2 separate regions of the Homo sapiens genome follow, and region 2 is linked to region 1. A link is a loop called in an ENCODE intact Hi-C map of the cell type or tissue named here. Cell type or tissue: A673. All regions are shown on one strand. Each heading gives the region's core, and the rest is flanking DNA. Links, peaks and the distances in the headings are about the cores only.

Region 1 (8,323 bases), core at 220-8,219:
CTTCAGTAGGGTCATGAAGGTTTTTCTTTTCCTGAGAAAACAACACGTATTGTTTTCTCAGGTTTTGCTTTTTGGCCTTTTTCTAGCTTAAAAAAAAAAAAAGCAAAAGATGCTGGTGGTTGGCACTCCTGGTTTCCAGGACGGGGTTCAAATCCCTGCGGCGTCTTTGCTTTGACTACTAATCTGTCTTCAGGACTCTTTCTGTATTTCTCCTTTTCTCTGCAGGTGCTAGTTCTTGGAGTTTTGGGGAGGTGGGAGGTAACAGCACAATATCTTTGAACTATATACATCCTTGATGTATAATTTGTCAGGAGCTTGACTTGATTGTATATTCATATTTACACGAGAACCTAATATAACTGCCTTGTCTTTTTCAGGTAATAGCCTGCAGCTGGTGTTTTGAGAAGCCCTACTGCTGAAAACTTAACAATTTTGTGTAATAAAAATGGAGAAGCTCTAAATTGTTGTGGTTCTTTTGTGAATAAAAAAATCTTGATTGGGGAAAAAAGATGGGTGTTCTGTGGGCTTGTTCTGTTAAATCTGTGGTCTATAAACACAGCACCCATAATTACAGCATAATCTTCAAGTAGGGTACGGACTTTGGGGGATTGGTGCGAGGGTAGTGGGTGAGTGGCCTACTAAAAAGCCCAGTAACCCCCACAGGAAAATAGGGAACTTCTTTTTAAGTAGCCTCCTTTCCACTATTTAGTAATTGGCTGTGAGCTGGGCTGGGGGAGAAATGGGGCGGGGTGTGTGTGTCATTGGAAAGCTCTCTTTTTTGTTTTTTTGAGACAGTCTCACTTTGTCCCCCAGGCTGGAGTGTAGTGGCATGATCTCTGCAAACTGCAACCTCCACTTCTGGGGTCCAAGTGGTTGTCCTGCTTCACCCTCCCTGTAGCTGGGACTACAGGTGCACACCACCACGCCTGGCTAATTTTTGTATTTTCAGTTAGAGACGTGGTTTTACCATATTGGCCAGGCTGGTCTCAAACTCCTGACCTCGTGTGATCCACCCGCCTGGGCCTCTGAAAGTGCTGGGATTACAGGTGTGAGCCACCAAGCCTGGCCGATCCTTTTAAGTTTTTAAACCAGTTAAGCTCTTTGGTTCCCCCTCAGAGTCCCAAGGTCCTGGGTCACTCAGGATCACATTTTCCTTTAATCAGTTGTCACTGGTCCCCTTTTGTCCCTTTGAACGTGCTGTGGGATTAGTAGCAGCATCTGGCTGTTGGAAGGACTGGCTGGGATCTCAGGTGAAATACCCTCCCTGGCCCTCCTTACCCTTAAGATCTCCCTGAAAAGTCAGACCTTGCTTATTGGAGTTTGAGATGCATTCTAGTAAACCCAGACCTACCAGAGAGAGGGACCCACGTCTGAAGAATCTTCCAGCCTGGGGAACCTGTGACTGGCCACACCCTTAGCCTAATGGAGGGGCCTCAGAAGCAGAACTACCTTTTTTTTTTTTTTTAATGGTATTACATTTTGCAAATGGAGAGGTAGACTCTGATTGGGCCCCTTTTGACAACGCAGCAGAGCTGAGGTTTGAATCCTAGTCAGTCAACACTTCAACCCCTATGTTGCTGTTTCTTCAATGTCTAGAATGTTCTGATAGATGAAGCAATGGCCCGGCAGGTCAGCAGCACACCAACCCCCAACCTACCCAGCCTGTATAGGCCTTGGCCACAGGAGCTTTCTCTTCCCTTGAAGTGATCTAATGGGGGATGGGGTATCTGTCTCGCTGGTTATGAAAGAAGCTGAGCTAGGTGCTCTCCTAAGTTGCTTAAGTGTCTTCTGAATTGATGCCCAGTCAGTTTCGTATGGAGAAAGGTCTCTGTTTTTCCAAAGCAGAAGGTTCTGTGGAAGCACAAATACTTTACTGGAGAGCAAAGGAGTACGAGTAGGAATTGGGGGCCACGCACAGTGGCTCACGCCTATAATCCCAGGACTTTGGGAGGCCGAGGTGGGCAGATCACCTGAGGTCAGGAGTTCGAGACCAGCCTGACCAACATGGAGAAACCCCATCTCTACTAAAAATACAAAATTAGCCGGGCGTGGTGGCGTATGTCTGTAACCCCAGCTATTCGAGAGGCTGAGGTAGGAGAATCGCTTGGACCCGGGAGGCGGAGGTTGCAGTGAGCTGAGATTGCGCCACTGCACTCCAGCCTGGGCAACAAGAGCGAAACTGTCTCAAAAAAAAAAAAAAAAGAAGAAGAAAGGCTGGGCACGGTGGCTCAAGCCTGTAATCCCAGCACTTTGGGAGGCCGAGGCGGGCGGATCACGAAGTCAGGAGATTGAAACCATCCTGGCTAACACGGTGAAACCCCGTCTCTACTACACACACACACACACACACACACACACACACACACACACACACAATTTGCTGGGCGTGGTGGAGGGCGCCTGTAGTCCTAGCTACTCGTGAGGCTGAGGCAGGAGAATGGCGTGAACCTGGGAGGCGGAGCTTGCCGTGAGGTGAGATCGGGCCACTGCACTCCAGCCTGGGCGACAGAGCGAGACTCCGTCTTAAAAAAAAAAAAAAAAAAAAAAAGAGTAGGAGCTGGGCATTCGCCAGGGGCTACGTAGTTCCTGGAGTTGAGGAAGTTCTCCAGGATTGAAAAATGTAAAGATCAGACACTGATCACAGCAACAGGAGGAGGCAGAAAAGTAGGCCGGAAGTCATTTCCACCCTCTGAGCACAAAATGGAGAGCATAAATTCCCCAAAAGCTCCTGTCCAAGTCAAGGGGACTGCGCTTTTTTTTTTTTTTTTGGAAACAGAGTCTCCCTCTGTCGCCAGGCTGGAGTGCAGTAGTGTGATCTCGGCTCACTGCAACCTCCGCCTCCTGAGTTCAAGCGATTCTCCTGCCTCAACCTTCCGACTAGCTGGAACTACAGGCGCGCCACCACGCCCAGCTAATTTTTGTATATTTAGTAGACGCGGGGTTTCACCATGTTGGCCAGGATGGTCTCGATCTCTTGACGTCGTGATCCTCCCGCCTCGGCCTCCCGAAGTGCTGGGATTACAAGGATGAGCCACCGCGCCCGGCCGACTGCTCTTAATAATATAAACAAGCCCTAGGCATTCCCCATATGTACTCCTCCAGTTGTACACAGGGACCTCAGTTTTTTCTTTTTTTTTTCTTTTTTCTTTTCTTTTCTTTTTTTTTTTTTTTTTTGAGACGGAGTCTCGCTCTGTCGCCCAGGCTGGAGTGCAGTGGGGCAATCTCGGCTCACTGCAACCTCCACCTCCCAGTTCAAGCGATTCTCCTCCCTCTGCCTTCCGAGTAGCTGAGACTACAGGCACACGCCACAACGCCCAGCTAATTTTTGTATTTTTAGTAGAGATAGAGTTTCGCCATGTTTGCCAGGCCAGTCTGGAACTCCCGACCTCAAGCGATCTGCCTGCCTTGGCCTCCCAAAGTGCTAAAATTACAGGTGTGAGCCACCGATCCCGGCCCACAGTTTTGGATTTCATCATCCTGATAATCCTGAGTTCAAGGGGCAGCTCCACCATTCCCCAACCCCTCCAAAACCTACCCTCTCAAGCCCCTCAGACCGAGGATCAGGGGCTGGTTGGTATGGACCTGTGTGAGATTTGGTTTGTTTTTGTTTTTGATACAGGGTCTCATTTTGTAGCTCAGGTTGGAATGCAGAGGCACAATCTAGGCTCGGCTCACTGCAACCTCTGCCTCTCAGGCTCAAGTGATCCTCCCATCTCAGCCCCGGGGTAGCTGGGATTATAGGAACACCTGCCACCACACCTGGCTAATTTTTTTTTTTTTTTGAGAAGCAGTCTTGCTCTGTCACCCAGGCTGGAGTGCAATGGTGCAATCTCGGCTCACTGCCTGCCACCTCCACCTCCTGGGTTCAAGCAATTCTTCTGCCTCAGCCTCTGGAGTAGCTGAGGCTACAGTTGTGCGCCACCACACCTGGCTAATTTTTTTGTATTTTTAGTAGAGACAGGGTTTCACCCTATTGTCCAGGCTGGTCTCAAACTCCTGACCTCGTGATCCGCTGTTTTCGTTTGGTTTGGGGTTTTTTTTTTTTTTGAGATGGAGTTTCATTCTTGTTCCCCAGGCTGGAGTGCAATGGCGCGATCTCCGCTCACTGCAACCTCTGCCTCCCGGGTTCAAGCAATTCTCCTGCCTCAGCCTCCTGAGCAGCTGGGATTACAGGCATGCGCCACCATACCTGTCTAGTTTTGTATTTTTAGTAGAGACGCGGTCTCTCCATATTGGTCAGGCTGGTCTGGAACTCCCGACCTCAGGTGATCCACCCGCCTCAGCCTCCCAAAGTGCTGGGATTACAGGCTTGAGCCACCACTCCTGGCCTAATTTTTGCATTTTTATTTTATTTTATTTATTTATTTATTTATTTATTTTTGAGACGGCGTCTTGTTCTGTCGCCCAGGCTGGAGTGCAATGGCGCGATCTCAGCTCACTGCAACCTCTACCTCCCAGGTTCACGCTATTCTCCTGCCTCAGCCTCTTGAGTAGCTGGGATTACAGGCACTCACGACGGTGCCCAGCTAATTTTTGTATTTTTAGTAGAGACGGGGGTGTCCGCCATGTTGGCCAGGCTGGTTTCGAACTCCTGAACTCAGGTGATCCGCCTCCCTCGGCTTTCCAAAGTGCTGGGATTACAGACTTGAGCCACTGCACCTGGCCCGGGCCGAGTACTTCTGACTTCAGGAAATGGATGAAATTACCAGACTTAGGGGAAGGGAACAGTGTGGGGAAGAGATCTGGGAGGGTTCTCATTCATGGGTTGTTGATTTGGAAGACCAGAAACCTGGCTCTGACAAAGCAGTGTTCTTTACGCCTCTGTTTTCCTATCTTTAATTGGGGACAGTGCTCTGTCAGTTTACTGTGACAAGCAAGAGTAGCCACAGTAGACCCACCTGGAAGCAACTAGAAATGACTTGGCTCTTGCTGCCATCTAGTGAACAAATTGGGCATTGCATGCGTTAGCTTTGGAATACATTGTAATACACTTGTTCAACAAACTTTTTTTTTTTTTTTGAGACTGAGTCTCACTCTGTCACCCAGGCTGGAATGCAGCGGTGCCATCTTCACTCACTGCAACCTCCGCCTCCTGGGTTCAAGCAATTCTCCTGTCTCAGCCTCCTGAGTAGCTGGGATTACAGGCTCCCACCACCACGCCCGGCTAATTTTTGTATTTTTAGTAGAGACAGGGTTTCACCATGTTGGCCAGGCTGATCTCGAACTCCTGACCTCAGGTGATCCACCTGCCTCAGCCTACCAAAGTGCTGGGATTACAGGCGTGAGCCACTGCACCCGTCTCAACAAGCATTTTTATTGCTGAGTAATACTCCCTTGTGTGGATATACCATGAAATTATTTTTAAAAATATTGGCTGAGGGCTGGGCGCGGTGGCTCATGCCTGTAATCCCAGCACTTTGGGAGGCCGAGGAGGGTGGATCACCTGAGGTTAGGAGTTCGAGACCAGCCTAGTCAATATGGAGAAACCTCCTCGTCTCTACCAAAAATACAAAAATGTTACAAACCTCACATTCGACACATGTATCCCAGGACTTAAAGTTAAAAAAAAATTATCTGAGTGTGATGGCACATGCCTGTAATCCCAGGTACTCGGGAGGCTGAGGCAGGAGAATTGCTTGAACCAGCGAGGCAGAGATTGCAGTGAGCCGAGATCATGCCATTGCACTCCAGCCTGGCCAACAGTGAGATTCCATCTCAAAAAAAAAAAAAAAAAAAAATTAAGGCCAGTCTCAGTGGCTCACGCCTGTAACCCCAGCACTTTGGGAGGCCAAAATGGACAGAACACTTGAAGTCAGGGGTTTGAGACCAGCCTGGCCAATGTGGTAAAACCTTGTTTCTACTAAAAATACAAAAAAATTAGCTGGGCGTAGTGGCACACATCTGTAATCCCAGCTATTCGGGAGGCTGAGACATGAGAATCACTTGAACCCAGGAGGTAGAGATCACGTCACTGCACTCCAGCCTGGGTACCAGAGTGAGACTCTGTTTAAAAAAAAATAAAAATTAAGAGTGGCTGGGCATGGTGGCTCACGCCGGTAATCCAAGTACTTTGGAAGGCTGCAGAGGGTGGATCTCTTGAGGCCAAGAGTTTGAGACCAACATGGCCAACACAGCAAGACCAAAAATATACAAAAATTAGCCAGGCGTGGTGGCTGGCTCCTGTAATCCCAGCTATTTGGGAGGCTGAGGCATTGCTTGAACCCAGGAGGTGGAGGCTACATTAGGCCGAGATCGCACCACTGCACTCCAGCCTGGACAACAGAGCAAGACTCTGTCTCAAAAAACAACAACAACAAAAAAGAGATTGTGTCTTGCTTTGTTATCCAGGCTGGTCTTGAACTCCTGGACTCAAGGGATCCTCCCACCTCAGCCTCCCAAAGTGGGATTACAGGTGTGACCCACTGCACCCAGCACTGGTGTTTTTTGTTTTGTTTTGGGACATGGTCTCACTTTGTCGCTGTTGCTCAGGCCGCAGTTCAGTGGCAGGATCTCAGCTTACTGCAGCCTCTGCCTCCTGAGCTCAAGCCAGCCTCCCACCTGAGCCTCCCAAGTAGCTGGAACCATACAGGTGCATACCACCATGCCTAGCTAATTTTTTTTTTAGATGGAGTTTCACTCTTGTTGCCCAGGCTGGAATGCAATGGCACGATCTTGGCTCACTGCAACCTCCACCTCCCCAGTTCAAGCAATTCTCTTGCCTCAGCCTCCTGATTAGCTAGGATTACAGGCATGCACCACCATGCTAGGCTAATTTTGTATTTTTAGTAGAGATGGGTTTTCTCCATTTTGGTCAGGCTGGTCTCTAACTCCTGACCTCAGGTGGTCTGCCCGCCTTGGCCTACCAAAGTGCTGGGATTACAGGTGTGATCCACCGCACCCGGCCTTAATTTTTTTATTTTTAGTAGAGATGGGGTCTCTCCATGTTGCCCAGGATGGTCTGGAACTCCTGAGCTCGAGTGATCCTCCCGCCTCAGCCTTCCAAAGTGCTGAGATTACAGGTGTGAGCCGCCTCGCCTGGCCACAGTTGCGTATCTTCTTTGGTGAAGTGTCTGTTCATTTGTGTTGTGTTTTTCTCTTTTCTTTTCTTTTCTTTTCTTTTCTTTTTAAGACGGAGTCTCCGTCTGTCGCCCAGGCTAGAGTGCAGTGTTGCGATCTCGGTTCACTGCAACCTCCACCTCCCAGGTTCAAGCGATTCTCCTGCCTCAGCCTCCCAAGTACCTGGGATTGAAGGAGCGCCCCACCACGCCCGGCTAATTTTTGTTTTTTTAGTAGAGACCGGGTTTCACCAGGTTGGTCAGGCTGGTCTTGAACTCCTGACCTCAAATGATCCACCCACCACGGCCTCCCAAAGGTGTGAGCCACCGTGCCCAGCCATTTTGTGTTTTTTTTTTCTTGCCATTGTTGTTGGCATTTTTATCTTTTGTTGAGTTGTAAGGGCTTTTACATATTCGAGATAGAAGTCCCTTGTCAGATTTTTTTTCTTTTTTTACTTCTGTTGTATGTTTATTATTTATTTTGTATTTTTTGAGACGGAGTCTCGCTCTGTCGCCCAGGCTGGAGTGCAGTGGTGCAATCTCAGCTCACTGCAACCTCTGCCTCCCGGGTTCAAGCAATTCTCCTGCCTCAGCCTCCCAAGTGGCTGGGATTACAGGCATGCACCACCACACCCCACTAATTTTTGTATTTTTAGTAGAGACAGGGTTTCACAATGTCGGCCAGGCTGGTCTCAAACTCCTGACCTCAAGAGATCTGCCTGCCTTGGTCTCCCAAAGTGTTGGGATTACAGGCATGAGCCGCTGCCCGTGGCCTGTTTTATGTTTAGATATATGTTTTGCAAAAGTTTTATCCCAATATGTGTCTTTCTTTTCATTTTTTTGTAACAGTGTCTTTGAGGAGTAGAAGTTTTAAATCTCTTTTTTTAAATTTTTATTGTTACAAATGTTTACTTAATAAAAAGCTTAATATAAAAATGCACATGGCCCAGGCCGGGCGCGGTGGCTCATGCCTGTAATCCCAGCACTTTGGGAGGCCGAGGCGGGCTGATCACGAGGTCAGAAGATCAAGACCATCCTGGCTAACATGGTGAAACCCCGTCTCTACTAAAAATAATACAAAAAATTAGCCGGGCGTGGTGGCGGGCGCCTGTAGTCCCAGCTACTTGAGAGGCTGAGGCAAGAGAATGGCATAAACCCGGGAGGCAGAGCTTGCAGTGAGCCGAGATTGTGCCACTGCACTCCAGCCTGAGCGACAAAGGGAGACTCTGTCTCAAAAAAAAAAAAAAAAAAAAATGTACGTGGCCCAA
Region 2 (8,323 bases), core at 220-8,219, 310 kb before region 1:
CACCGTGCCCGGCCGCCTTGTTCTTTTTTTGAGACAGTGTCTCATTCTGTCACCCAGGTTGGAGTGCAGTGGTGCAATCATAGCTCACTGCAGCCTCAGCCTTCTGGGCTCAAACTATCCTCCCAAGTAGCTGGGACTATGATAGAGACACACACCACACGCCCAGCTAACTTCTTACATTTTTTGGAGAGATGGGGTCTTGCTAGGTTGGCTAGGCTGGTGTTGAACTCCTGGGCTCAAGTGATCCTCCCACCTCAGCCTCCTGATTTACCTGGGACTACAGATCCATGCCACCATGCCTGGCTTTTTTTTTTTTTTTTTTTTTTTTTTTTTTGAGACGGAGTCTGGCTCTGTCACCCAGGCTGGAGTGCAGTGGCGCAATCTCAGCTCACTGCAAGCTCCTTCTCCCGGGTTCGTGCCATTCTCCTGCCTCAGCCTCCCCAGTAGCTGGGACTACAGGTGCCCACCACCACGCCCGGGTAATTTTTTGTGTTTTTAGTAGAGATGGGGTTTCACCATGTTAGCCAGGATGGTCTTGATCTCCTGACCTCATGATCCGCCCATCTTGGCCTCCCAAAGTGCTGAGATTACAGGTGTGAGCCACCACGCCTGGTCGTCTGGCTCATTTTCTTACTTTTTGTAGTGATGGGGTCTCCCTATGTTGCCCAGGCTGGTCTTGAACTCCTGGGCTCAAGCAGTCCTCCCACCTCGGTCTCCCAAAACACTGGGATTACAGTCCATCAGCCACTGTGCCTGGTGCAGGACGCTTTTAAGACTAAATTATCTTCTTAAGGTTTCACAGGCAGTGTGAATTAAAACTGAAAGGTCATGTGAAGCCTGGCTTGAGGTTATTTTTTCCTTCCCTCCAGGGAGGTTTAATTTTCTTTCTTTCTTTTTTTTTGTTTTTGAGACGGAGTCTCGCTCTGTCGCCCAGGCTTGAGTGCAGTGGCGCGATCTCGGCTCACTGCAAGCTCCGCCTCCCAGGTTCATGCCATTCTCCTGCCTCAGCCTCCCGAGTAGCTGGGACTACAGGCACCTGCCACCACGCCCGGCTAATTTTTTTGTATTTTTAGTAGAGACGGGGTTTCACCGTGTTAGCCAGGATGGTCTCGATCTCCTGACCTCGTGATCCGCCCGTCTCGGCCTCCCAAAGTGCTGGGATTACAGGCGTGAGCCACCGCGCCCGGCTTTTGTTTTTGTTTTTTTTTTTTTGAGACACGGTCTTGGTCTGTTGCCCAGGCTGGAGTGCAGTGGCATGATCTTGGCTCACTGCAACCTCCACCTCCCGGGTTCAAGCGATTTTCCTGCCTCATCCTCCCGAGTAAGTGGGACTACAGGTGCCCACCACCATGCCTGGCTAATTTCTGTATTTTTTCAGTAGAGAATGGGTTTTACCATGTTGGCCAGGCTGGTCTCAAACTCCTGACCTCAAATGATCCACCCGCCTCGGCCTCCCACAGTGCTGGGATTACAGGCGTGAGCCACTGCGCCCAGCCTAATTTTCTTTCATACTTCATTGCTGACATTCCTGACGGGGGTTCCAGTTTAATTGCAGGAACTTCCTGTTGGATTCTCTACCTCAGGTAGATGTTTATCATCTGCTTCTATACCCTGGGGTTCAGGGGTCTACAGAAGCCCTTTAGCATTATTTACCTTGCAGGGTTCCTACTTTCTATTTTTTAAAAATATCTTTATTGATACTTAATTCACATACCATACAAGTCACCTATTTAAAGTTGCAATTTAAATATACTATTAAATATACAATTTAAATGTACTGAAGTATATTACGATTTTATTTATTTATTTATTTGTTTGTTTGTTTGTTTATTGAGATGGAGTCTCGCTCTGTCACCCAGGCTGGAGTGCAGTGGCCAGATCTCGGCTCACTGCAACCTCTGTCTCCTGGGTTCACGCAATTCTCCTACCTCAGCCTTCCAGGTAGCTGGGATTACAGGCACCTGCCACCATGGCCACCTAATTTTTGCATTTTTAGTACAGACGGGGTTTCACCACGTTGGCCAGGCTGGTCTCAAACTCCTGACCTTAGGTGATCCAGCTGCCTCAGCCTCCCAAAGTGCTGGGATTACAGGTGTGAGCCACTGCACCTGGCCATATATTACGATTTAAATATACTATTAAATATACAATTTAAATATACTATTTAAAGTATATTCACAGAGTTGTGCAACCATCACCACATCAATTTTAGAACATTTCATTATCCCAAAAACAAATGAGGTACTCCTTAGCCATGACTCCCCAGCCCTCCCAGCAGCCCTGGCAACCACAAATCTACTTCTTATCTCTATGGATTTGCCTACTGGGATATTTCATGTGAACAGGATCATATAATACATGGTCCTTTGTGGCTGGCCTTTTTCATTTAGCATAATGTTTGCAAGGTTCCTCCATGTTGTAGCATGGATCAGAATGTTGTTCCTCTTTGTTGCCAAATAATATCCCATTGTTTGGCTCCATATTTTGTATATTCACTCTTCAGTTGATGGATAATTGGGTAGTTTCATCCACTCAGCTGTTATAAATAATGCAGCCATTAACATTCTCTCTTTTTTTTTTTAAATGGAATCTTGCTCTCTTGCCCAGGCTGGAGTGCAGTGGCACGATCTCGGCTCACTGCTACCTCTGCCTCTGGGTTCAAGCGATTCTCCTACCTCAGCCTCCTGAGTAGCTGGGATTACAGGCATGTGCCACCACGCCCAGCTAGTTTTGTGGGTTGTTTGTTTTTGAAACTGAATCTTACTCTGTCGCCCAGGCTGGAGTGCTGTGGCACGATCTCAGCTCACTGCAACCTCCGCCTCCCAGGTTTAAGCGATTCTCCTGCCTCAGCCTCCCAAGTAGCTGGGACTACAGGCATGGGCCACCATGCCCAGCTAATTTTTGTATTTTTAGTAGAGGTGGAGTTTCACCATATTGTCCAGGCTGGTCTCAAAACTCCTGACCTCAAGTGATCCGTCTGCCTGGGCCTCCCAAAGCGCTGGGATTACAGGTGTGAGCCACCGCGCCCTGCCACACTCTTATGAACAAGGCTTTGCATGGACACGTTTTCATTTCTCTTGGGTATAGAGCTTGGAGTGGAATTTCTGGGTCATATGAAGCTCTGTGTTTAACCTTTTGAGAAAGTGCCAGAATGTTCTTCGGAGCAGCTGCAACATTTTACATTCCCACCGGCATCCTGTGAGGTTCCCATCCCTCCACATCCTCACCCAAGTTGTTATTATCTTTATTATTATTATTATTATTGTCAATGGAGGGCAGGGGATGCAGTGGCTTATTAGTGCCTTTAAAAATAAGTTTTGCAGTTTACCGTTCTATCCCGCACTGGGTTGTTTTAGTCAAGAAGGTTCTTTAGGCAGCAAAATCACCCAACTGCCAGAAATGCAAGCCCCTGCCTTCCCTTGCTGGCTGGCTGTGGCCTCCTGTCGGACCCCTGCTTTTTCTCTTGCCTTCTTCTAAGCTGTTGTCCACGCAGCACTCGAGCCACCTTTTAGAGTCCTAATGCAGTCACATGCCTCCTCGCTGCAAGCTGTGGGAGGGTTCTTACCCTTTGCTTCAGTCCACACGCCCTAGTCCCTGGCCGGCTCCTGGGAGCTCTGCGGCCTCCCTGGGTCTCCGTGTTTCCTAGAGCCTCCGTAAGTGCTCCCTGTCCGCAGATGCGTGGGGCCCTTCCTCACCTCTGCTCTGGGGTGCCCTCCGCCTGGCTTCTGCTTCTCAGCAGCTTCCCAGGGCAGCCCCTTCGGGTCTCAGCGCATAGGTCCCCTACTCTGATCTACTCCTGCTTGCTTTTTTTTGCAGTTGCTCTGCTCGCTAACCTAACGGACTTGCTCAGACTTAAGCCTCTAGTTTCCAAATGCAGGCCGTGAGGGCATGGACCGAGCCTGGCCCAGCCTGCCCATCACCCTGCATGTTCCAGGTGCTCAATAATATTTGTTGAATGAATGAATGCGTGCACAGGGACGTGCTGAGGAGGCTTGGGGGCCAATTGGCTCTGCCCCGCCCTGCCTCTGATCCCCGCCTCCTCACCTGCCCGCAGCCACCTTCTGGGTGAACCCTCAGTTCAAGATCCGGCTGGATGAGACGGATGACCCGGACGACTACGGGGACCGCGAGTCAGGCTGCAGCTTCGTGCTCGCCCTTATGCAGAAGCACCGTCGCCGCGAGCGCCGCTTCGGCCGCGACATGGAGACTATTGGCTTCGCGGTCTACGAGGTCAGGAGGGTGGATCACCGGTGGATCTCACTGAGCAGGCAGAGGACCTGGCGCCCCCGACCCGCAGTGCAGGCGGGCTTCCACCAGGGGGCGCCAGGGACCATGCCCTTCCCCACAAATTCCCCTCCACTCCCCCCACCATCCTGAGGGCTGGGAAATCTCAGCCTCCAGGAGGCACCTGCTGAGGCCCTCTGGCCGAAAGAGAGGAAGGGGGTTGGCTCAGGGAAGGGAGATTCTGGGATTCACCTCACGCTTAGAGGGCGGCCTGCTGCTCTTGGAGGAGGGAGCTGGCTCAGCTGATGCCTGGGAGTACTGAGCCCTCCGTCTTGGAAGCTGTGAGCAGAAGCTGGCAGGGGAAAGATAGGGGATAGGGAGGGCCTGTCGGCCAAGGTGAGGCTGTGCCAGTCGCTCTGGGATTAGAACTCCTTGCTCTTGCCCTGTATCTGCCCTGCTTCACACACTGCCCTCAAGACAGGGAGAGAAACTTCTGGACCTCCCTGGTCGCAGTCTTGGCCCACACCCAAACCCCCTGGCAGCAGCCTGCGGTGGCCCTTTCCTGTCCCTGGGCTTTGGAACATTGCAGTTGGCCACCCCGGGGGCTGGCCTGGAGCCTCTGACTCAGAATGGAGTCCTAGGGCAAGCATTCCCAGGACCAAGAGGACCCTGCCTGAGCCCTCCCTCCTGGGGCCCTGCTGTGGTGCAGGGACCAGATCTGGGTCCCCAGGGCCCTGCCTTCTGCCTCCTTATCCCATCAGTCCCGTCTAAGAACTCAAGACCTCTGCCCAGCATGCACTGTGACCCCGCCCTGGGACAAACACACATCTCTGACTTCCCCTGTCTCTCTATTGCAGGTCCCTCCGGAGGTAGGTGTGGCACCATGACCCACCTGCAGTCACACACCCCTGATGGTGCCAGAGGGGAGCAACCCAGTGGCAAACCCACCCTGGCCTGGAGAGCTAAGAAGTCACCTTGTTTCACTGCTTGAAAAATGCTTCTCCCCACCTGTTCAGTGGGCAGAGCAAACATTGCTCTCCTGAGGGTCAGCACAGGTAGTCAGTGAGGGAGCTGGATTTGAGCCCTGGTCCTCAGAGCCCCTGTCTGACATGTACACATGAGGCTTTTCCTGCCTTGCCATCTACACCAAGTAAGTGCCAACTAGGGCGGTCCAGCAATGTCAGGAGCAGGGCATTAGACAGGCTGAGAGTTCTGTACCCTTGAGCAGTTGCTTAAGCTCCGAGCCTGTGTTTGTGTCTGTAAAATGGGTGTAACAGCAGAACAGCAAATGAGGTGCCGAGTACCCTGCAGTACCTGACCTGGGGAAAGCTCCCAGTGATAATAATGACAGTGTTATTGAAACACATGCCTAATCTGCAATCCGGTGCTCCTCTCCTCTACCCTCTGCAGTGAGTAGGGTTGTTACATTTTACAGATGAGGAAACTGAGGCAAAATGTCTTGTTAGGGTCACACAGGCTGTGAGTGAGCCATGCCCCAGCTCTCCAGCCCCTTGGCCAGGACAAGGAGCCTGGAGTCTGGGTCTGGGGGTGGCCCCTGAGGGTGGGCTGAGTGGGCAGCTGCAGCCCTGCTCCCTCCTCCCTCCCACCAGCTGGTGGGCCAGCCGGCCGTACACTTGAAGCGTGACTTCTTCCTGGCCAATGCGTCTCGGGCGCGCTCAGAGCAGTTCATCAACCTGCGAGAGGTCAGCACCCGCTTCCGCCTGCCACCCGGGGAGTATGTGGTGGTGCCCTCCACCTTCGAGCCCAACAAGGAGGGCGACTTCGTGCTGCGCTTCTTCTCAGAGAAGAGTGCTGGGACTGTGTGAGTCATGGACTGGCCCCTGCCACTCTCCCCTCTCCCAGCCTCCCCTCTCAGGCCCTCTGCTGTCCCCCTCTGACTGGCTCCTTTCCTCCCCACTCTCTGCAGGGAGCTGGATGACCAGATCCAGGCCAATCTCCCCGATGAGGTGCGTGGTCCCACCCCACCAGGCCCCGTCCTCCTCTCTTCCTCACCCCTGGGTGTGTGATGGGGACCCAGGTGTCCTGTCCCCTGAGTTCCTGCTAACAGGGAAGATCCCCTCCTGGTGGAAGCCATAGGAGTAGTGCTAATCCCTCATCCGCCCAGCACTTTACAGTTTGCAGAGGACCTGTGATACTAATGGCACAGGCCCTGAGCTCTCACCCGGTGGCGGGTTTGTGCTGAGCACTTCACCTGTGTTACCTCATTTCCTCCCCACATCAACCCTGTCCGGGTCTTGTTACCATACCTCCTCTGAATGGGAAATTCAGGTTCACAGAGGTTAGGGAACTTGCCTGAGGCCATACAGTAGGGATCCAAACTCTTGCCTTTTTTTTTTTTTTTTTTTTGAGAGAGTCTCACTCTGTCACCCAGGCTGGAGTGCAATGGCGTGATCTCGGCTCACTGCAACCTCCGTCTCCTGGGTTCAGGTGATTCTCCTGCCTCAGCCTCCTGAGTAGCTGGGATTACAGGCGCACGTTACCACACCTGGCTAATTTTTGTATTTTTAGTAGAGACGGGGTTTTGCCATTTTGGTCAGGCTGGTTTCAAACTCCTGACTTCAAGTGATCCACCCACCTCGGCCTCACAAAGTGCTAGGATTACAGGTGTGAGCCACCGCACCTGGCCCAAACTCTTGCCTTTTACTCACTGAGCTGAACAGCATCCCCTTCATTTAGGTCACATGAGTGCTGGATATGGGGCGGGGCAGGGCAGGGCAGGAACGAGATTCCCTTTTCAGATTAGAAAAGTGAGACTCAAGCCGGGCTCAGTGGCTCACGCCTGTAATCCTAGCACTTTGGGAGGTTGAGGCGGGCGGATAACCTGAGGTCGGGAGTTTGAGACCAGCCTGGCCAACATGGCAAAACCCCGTCTCTACTAAAAATACAAAAATTAGCCGGGCATGGTGGTGGGCACCTTTAATCCCAGCTACTCAGGAGGCTGAGGCAGGGAGAATGGCTTGAGCCCGGGAGGCGGAGGTTGCAGTGAGCTGAGATCACGCCACTGTACTCCAGCCTGGGTGACAGAGTGAAACTCCATCTCAAAAAGAAAAGAAAAGAAAAGTGAGGCTCAGAGAAGCGAAGTGACTTGTAGCAGATATGTGACCTCAGCCCTCCCTCCAGCTGCCTCCACACGGGCAGGGCCGGGGCCTCTCTTACCTGCTTTCTCCCCTTCTCGGTCCAGCAAGTGCTCTCAGAAGAGGAGATTGACGAGAACTTCAAGGCCCTCTTCAGGCAGCTGGCAGGGGAGGTAGGTTGGGGCATGGCAGGTTGGGAGGGGCCTGTGAGGGGCAGCCCTCTCCTGGGGCAGGTGCCACCTCCTCTCTCTCCCCAGGACATGGAGATCAGCGTGAAGGAGTTGCGGACAATCCTCAATAGGATCATCAGCAAACGTGAGTCCCCGCGGGGCTGTCCCACCACCCCACCATTTCTTCCACATCAGAATCCAGGCTCCTGCTCACACATTGAGCTGAACCTCATCCCTTGGTCTGCATGAGTCGGGGAATCCTCCAGTTTTTCTGAGCCCAGTTCCCTGCCATTTCCATCCCATACTCCTCCTCCTGACCTGCCATCCTGATAATCCCTGTGCTCGGGTGCTGTGCCTTTGTGGGATTAGCAGCGCAGCCTGGCCAGGCACAGTGGCTCACACCTGTAGTCCCAACACTCTGGGAGGCCGAGGCAGGAGTCGCTTCAGCCCAGGAGTTCAACACCAGCCTGGACAATATGGAGAGACCCTGTCTCTGCAAAAAAGTACAAAAATTAGCTGGGCGTGGTGGCATGCACCTATAGTCCCAGCTACTCAGGAGGCTGAGTTGGGAGGATGGCTTGAGACCAGGGAGGTTAAGGCTGCAGTGAGCTGTGATCACATCAGTGCACTCCAGCCTGGGCAACAGAGCAAGACCCTGTCTCAAAAAAAAAAGCAGGAGCAGCACCTTAGTGCCAAAGAAAAGTCTACCTTTCCTCCCAGAGCCTCCTGGGCCAGGCTGAGTGGCTTGGGGAACACCACGTGACTGGCTTCACTCCCCAGGGCAGACAACTGCTGGCCTCTCATCCCCTCCCCTCCCCTTTGCTGCCACTGACC

Evidence for each region. Peaks named below come from ENCODE experiments on the same cell type or tissue, not always from the same donor. Only the 100,000 strongest peaks of a DNase experiment are listed, where the experiment ranks them.
Region 2: it touches region 1 in a loop (4-fold over the local background); 4 of 110 quality-filtered maps call a loop at or near these places.

The regions. Positions count from the first base shown.
Region 1 is chr11:65,506,009-65,514,331 of GRCh38, forward strand. MALAT1 (metastasis associated lung adenocarcinoma transcript 1) reads left to right here. Exons shown (of 1, transcript NR_002819.5): 1 at 1-508. It also overlaps TALAM1 and MASCRNA. Among named protein-coding and RNA genes, the nearest start is that of MALAT1, 11 kb to the left of the region's middle. RefSeq lists enhancers at 764-863, 1,364-1,673, 1,386-2,067, 1,784-1,853. In A673, for the core only: a CTCF peak has its summit at 4,941 (motif pointing left); DNase peaks (open chromatin) are centred at 1,303, 1,723, 2,473, 4,943 and 1 weaker place; H3K4me3 peaks cover 1,832 bases; H3K27ac peaks cover 2,836 bases.
Region 2 is chr11:65,200,629-65,208,951 of GRCh38, forward strand. It overlaps CAPN1 (calpain 1), which reads left to right. Exons shown (of 22, transcript NM_005186.4): 11 at 4,055-4,230; 12 at 5,082-5,093; 13 at 5,835-6,046; 14 at 6,152-6,191; 15 at 7,427-7,492; 16 at 7,577-7,634. Among named protein-coding and RNA genes, the nearest start is that of CAPN1, 23 kb to the left of the region's middle. RefSeq lists enhancers at 3,333-4,320, 4,362-4,551. In A673, for the core only: a CTCF peak has its summit at 4,320 (motif pointing right); a DNase peak (open chromatin) is centred at 4,353.